2 separate regions of the Homo sapiens genome follow, and region 1 is linked to region 2. Evidence: chromatin contacts called from ENCODE Hi-C or POLR2A ChIA-PET data. All regions are on one chromosome and are shown on one strand. The core of a region is the stretch at or near the end of the contact, and the rest is flanking DNA. Distances in the headings are between cores, read along the strand shown.

The links. A loop is a pair of places that touch in the nucleus more often than their neighbours do. ChIA-PET counts read pairs that join two places held with the same protein, here RNA polymerase II (POLR2A). Pooled maps may share reads with other maps.
Region 1: a map with no recorded cell type shows a loop between it and region 2 (5-fold over the local background). The contact joins two enhancer-like sites. A Hi-C loop is called at or near these places in 1 of 168 maps with a recorded cell type or tissue (HepG2), 3 of 37 single-sample maps with no recorded cell type and 5 of 50 pooled maps. POLR2A ChIA-PET finds 5 or more read pairs at or near these places in 6 of 52 experiments (A673, B cell, CD4-positive, alpha-beta T cell and 3 more).

Annotation. Positions count from the first base shown.
Region 1 is chr14:68,450,447-68,453,207 of GRCh38, forward strand. The region is part of intron 9 of RAD51B (RAD51 paralog B); the gene reads left to right. Among named protein-coding and RNA genes, the nearest start is that of RAD51B-AS1, 230 kb to the right of the region's middle. Within about 2 kb of position 1,470, at least 7 of the 41 ENCODE cell types and tissues checked have a DNase peak (open chromatin) inside an H3K27ac peak, as active enhancers do.
Region 2 is chr14:68,282,598-68,285,640 of GRCh38, forward strand. The region is part of intron 7 of RAD51B (RAD51 paralog B); the gene reads left to right. Among named protein-coding and RNA genes, the nearest start is that of RAD51B-AS1, 400 kb to the right of the region's middle. RefSeq lists enhancers at 768-837, 2,574-2,623, 2,674-2,733, 2,894-2,943. Within about 2 kb of position 1,319, at least 18 of the 41 ENCODE cell types and tissues checked have a DNase peak (open chromatin) inside an H3K27ac peak, as active enhancers do.

The sequences.
Region 1 (2,761 bases), core at 220-2,719, 170 kb after region 2:
GACCTCAGGTGATCCACCCGCCTTGGCCGCCCGAAGTGCTGGGATTATAGGCGTGAACCACCACGCCTGGCCAGGACTTTTTAAAAGACTATATCTTCTGAACTTGCCTCCTGTTCCACCTCTGAAGGGCCCTCGGGGAGAGACGGAGCTTAGATACCACACTCTGTTCTGTAGTTCCTCACATAGTTTTTCTCACTCAGAACCACTGAAAGAGGTTAGGTTGCTTTATTCCTCATGACTCTCTGTTTTGCTTGACTTGTTTATGGTGAACATGTGGTATTTACATAATCAGAAAAACATAAAGCCATATTCATAGTGTACCAACCGGGAAAGAGAGAGAAAAATTAATTGTTTGTTGGGACTGGCAAATAGTCTCACAGTGTAGTCAAGTCAACATTAACAGTAAGAAGGGTATATGGGATTATGAAACTGTAAAAGGCCCCTGAGGATTCTGAGCAGAGTTCATTCTTAGCATGACTGTGGGGGCTCAGTGCCAGGCCATGCTGCACCCCACAGAGGGCCCTGTCCAGACTTCTCAGCACAGGGAATGCCTCATATTGGACAGTTTTTGACTCCTGTGATGGTCAGTATTCTCAGCTTCAGGGCCCTCTGTTTCAGGCAAGATAACCTATTCACTCATTCTATAGAATGCTCAGCCTGATGGTATGTGTGTTAAGTAGGTAGACTGCCTGGAAACACAGATTGAGCACCAACAAATGATTCTAATGAGAATTTTAGAATTTTAAACTCCTTATATATCCAGTCTGGTTGCTATCAAGCTCTTCCTACCAAGTTCTTTCTGAGATCCTTCTGGTGCCTATACCTGTTTCTTGAATTATTTCAGTCTGTGAGCTTATTTCTATGAATTAAAGATACCTTAATTCCCTTATAATAGTTGATAAGTGAGTCATTCTATGGTTATATATAGTGTAAGATTTAGAAACATTCACATTAAAAATATTGAAAATACAAAAGACGAAGCTGACAGGTTCCTGGTTATACCCTGACAGCACTGGGGAGAGTTATTGTATAAAGTTCTAGCTCTCCTCCATCTTACTGAAACTAATTTCGTTTGTGCTTAAAGGAAAAGACAGGAAGGGTGCCCTGTTGTCTCTCTGTTACACTCTTCAACTCATCTGAAATCCTGTCTTGTGTTTTCTTCTTGTCCTTTGCCCTTGCATTTGCTGGAGGAGGACTTTAGGGAAATAGTAAGAATGCTGCGGTAACAGAGAGAATTAATTTGACCGTGCTCTGAAGAAAGAGCATGTTGATTTCTCACTAGAATTGGTTCCTCCACCCATCAGAGCAGGGCCAGGGATGTGGTACATTACACAAACCAGTCCCATTTGACCAGCTGTTTTTGGATGTGTCAAGCCCAGATTTCAGCCCCTTTACATAGAAACATGTTGCCTTCCTTGAATGGGTTCCTGTGAGACTAAAGAAAGTCCCGTGTGGTCCAAGCATGATGTAACAGGGATGTGTGCTTCAGAATTCAAGACACACCCTCTGAGTTCCTGGCATCTTTTTACTATAGTAATCACACAGCCATAGTCTTCCTTCTGTGACCCTTGAAGGCCAGAGCTGCCTTGCCTCTGCTGCATTTTCTAATGGGCCTGGACAGGAGGACCCAGCTCTGTTTCTTATGGGTCTTGTGGATGGCGCTGGGAAATCAGGCTTGCCTAACTGGATATACAGAGCTTAGCATTAACAGCTGGACAGAGCTCTTGTGCATCTTGTTTTTTTTGGTTATTTAAATACTCCTGATTTAGGGTGGAGAAAGGGAATGGATTTCTGTTGCTTGAAATTCCTTGCGACAGTATTTGTTTGCTTTAATTGGCGCTAGATTGAAGTTACCAAATTCAGATGATGATGAAACCAGTTCACACTTATTTGAAAATTGAAATTGGTGATACTTATGTTAACTTTTGATTTTTTAAAAAAACAATAAAAAATAAAATTTAAATGTAGTATTTGATGGCGATGAGCTTACTGACAATAAAGTCAATTCTCACTTCCTTCAGCATACCCAATGGTAATATTAAACAAATGGTAACATTAACAATTTTAGAAATGGTTAGAAATATGTACAGTTCTGTAGCATGTGTGTGAAGTTGTACATTAGCCTTGCACACATAGGCACTCTCACATGGACAGCAAGGAAAGGCAGACCATTGAACTAACTCTTTAGCCTTTAAAATGGGGCAAGTTACTAACTTTTCTGCAATTTTTATCCCCATAAGATTCTCTCATCATAGTGGAAAGAAACTAATATTTCTCAGGTTCCTATGACGTACCGCATTTTTCACTAATTTCTTTCATCTCTTTAATCCTCACAATAAGCCTATGAGATGAGTGCTATTGTGTTCATTTTAGAGATGAGGAAAGTAAGTCTTGAAGAGGTTAGAGTACCCAAAATCATATAGCCAAGATTTGAAGCCATGCTTGACCAGATCTAAGGTGTGTTACATTTTGTAATAATGATGATTGTACTTGACCCCAAGCCTCCTTTTTTTAGCCCCCTATAACCATGACTTGATAATAGCTAAAAAATTGTATTGAGTAGCCTTAAGAGGAGCTATTTGGTACATATTCACATGTGGGATGTGTGTGTGTGTGCACATGTGTGTGTATGTGCATAACCCTCAAACTGATATTAAGATAATGTTACTAAATCACTACCTAATTGGAGATAGAAAAACTAAAGTTCACAAAGAGTGCCTGCACTTTAATGTGGAGGTTTGACCACATATGTATATTCTTT
Region 2 (3,043 bases), core at 69-2,568:
CCTTCCTTGAGGACATCAAATAAATAACTTTTGTTCAAGAGCATATCTGATGAGGTGGCTAACTTGGAAATTTGTTCCTAGGCAGACCTTGTGACCTCTGTTTCAATACATAGTGAGTGGCCTTTGCTCCCATTTTATGCTACAGATTCACTCTGGAGATAGAATTGGTTGCACCTCTCCAGGCAGTGAGTTTGGAGAGCCCTTGGTGGTTAGGATGCCATTTGTGCTGGTGGCACAGAAATACAAGCAGTAAGCCCAGAGTTGCTTACTCTCCACTGGAGGTTTCTCAGAGGCTGGGGGGGACCCGAGACTCCTCTGCTTCAACTCCGCTCTACTATATGCCACTGGAAGTGTAGCTGAGGCTGAAGGGTATCAATGTTGGTATTTATCAGGTTGGACTCCCCCAAGTGCCCTATTTTCATACCTCCAAGGAGCAAGTGATTCAACAGAACTGTTTTCTTGGCCTCAAATGAGTCTAAGAAGGGGAAATCACTTAATACCAGCCGTCTGTGAGGGACCGATCACAAAGCTGTGTCTTTCTAATCCTCCTTGTAAATCAAAGGGAGGGGAATCCCCAGAGCCCAGGAGTACACATGAATAGAAAGCACCACAGGTAATAAAAACACCTAAAAAGGTCAGCAGAAACTCGGGGAGCTGCTGGAAATTCACCTCCTCTGCCTTTCTATGGGACTCAGTGGGCAGTGATCAGGTAGCAGGCAAGGATACCCAACTACACACCAAAGCAACTTGGCCACAGGACACGTACAGTGCAGCAGAAGGCTGGTAGGATAGTTTCTTCCACATCCATGTGAACCTCAGAGTCATCTGACCATTGGCCTTGTTCTCTTCCAGGTTCTAGCTGGCCAGAGACTTTTTTGGCCTCATACTAACTGCAAAATTGCACACAGTTGGCGAATACACCACTGGAAGCCACTGTGGCTGCATTGTCACAGTTCACCAATTGTGCATGTTATTTCCTGCAGTGGGCCCAAGATCACTGACAGGATGCCGTCGGGGTTGGGCTGAAGGTGGAAACAGCACACTAGCTTGCTGTTTGTGGCCTCTTTACAACTGCCGGCCCCATCTGAGATCCGGAACCAACACGTGCTAACCTCAGCCCATTGGGGCCAGTGGGGCAGCCAGCAGTGGAACCATAGCTCTCCACACCTATGTCTATGGCACGGTAGCTGCCGGCCCACAGTTTCCACTGCATCCCCTTGCATGTGCACCCCAAGAGAAGTAGGCCAAAGAGAAAGCTGCCTTAGGGAGCCACATGGTTATCTTGTGTGTTTACTTTTGCCAAATGGCAGACACAATTCTACTTCAATGCATTTTTCTGAACTCAGTGGTCAAAAGTAGCACGGAAGCACTACTTGCGTCAGCCCCCTCTGTGATTGAGCGAGTGTGTGCTTGTGCAAAGCTGAGGAGATTTTTTTTCACCTCCTCCTTCTGCATTCCCTCAGACTGAGCCACTCTCTTCTTTAGGGGCTCCCCTACTAGGCAGAGTGTTTCTCTAGCTTTGCCTGTGGATTTCACAGTGAAATCTACAGAAGACAGTTTTCCTCAGGGCTGATAATAAGAGGTATGAACTTATTAAGATTGGAAGCATTCTCACCATAAACACAAATTATTTCAAGTTGCTCCTTCATCCCCTTTTCCTTGGCCACTGCCATTGGTTCTGTGTAGGATGGATTTCTTAAGGTTGAAGATAAGCAATGCAAAGGTGGAATTTTGAGTACAGCACTCATCCTAATGTGGGTGAAATATATGAAACATTTATTCTAAGCAGACTGCTACATTAACAGTTGTTATACATTCATTCTCTGCATATCTTTTGTGGACTCAACACTTTTAGGTACAGAGAGGTTAGGAGAATTTCCCAGAATTGCACAGCAGGTTAGTGACAGTGCCAGAAATAAAAGTCTGCCTGACTCCCACACCCATGTTTTCTTCAAGCCAAATTGAAGTTTGGCCTCTTCTCCACAAATATTTCACAAGAAAAATTCCCCACAGCCTTTCAGAATTTCCCAGAAAACAATTGTTGTGCAGTCCTTCAAGATGGAAATGGCAGGCTGGAATATTGAAACCTTATCAGCTTTTATTCTAGAACTGACAGTTGATATTTTCTGAGCTGAAGCTAAGATAAAAGTTTATTTTTGTGTTTTTTTTTTTTAATCGTGGAATGATTTTTGATTTTCCAGAGCATGGCAAAACTAAGCCAGCAAATACTAAAACCACATTTGTTTTTGTGACGCTCAAACTCCGTAACAAATATTGGGTATCTCTATACAAAGCTGGATGTGGACAGGAAGGGTTTGGGATGGGGAGAGGCATGCGTCTGGGAGCGTGGCCTTTCTGGACCTACCCTGTTCTCACTCTCTTCCTTCTGCCTCTTGCCCTCATTGCTTTCCTTATTCTCTTTCTTCCTCTTGTCTCCTTCTCACCTCCAGCTCCTACCACAGCAGACAGGTTGGGGCAGACACCGTCATGGTTGGGGAGCAGGAGGACAGCATGGGGAAAACCACTCCAGGCCTTTCTCTCAAACCTTAGTGATGAAAGGACTCAATGGACCTGAACAATTTCTCACAGGAAAGTTCCGGTCTCTGTCTCCTTAAAAGCAAGGCATTCAGTAACCCTTAACAGAGCCAGGATTAAAACTTGAATTTCTGACTTATCCCAGGCCTCTGTTTGGATAGAAAGGCTAGGTCACTGTCATATATGGCAATTAGGATCACTTCAGATACAAAAGTAACATTTTTAAAGCTGTGCCTTAAGCAGAGAGACCATTTTTAGTACAAAAAGGAAAAAAAGATTAACTGTGCCTTCAGAGCTGATGAAAGGCAGAGCCTCGTCACTTTGAAAGCATTGGATTTAGTGCCAGGCGGGTTGGTGAGTAGACTCAGCACCCACATTCTCTTCTTGCGTCTCTCTCTGGCCACCCAGATTATCCAGGGGCTGCTGTTTACTTGAGAGCTAGAAGTATCAGGACGGACTATCACTGCACCTCGCCATCCTGGCCCAGTTAAAGTGATTTTGAAACTTC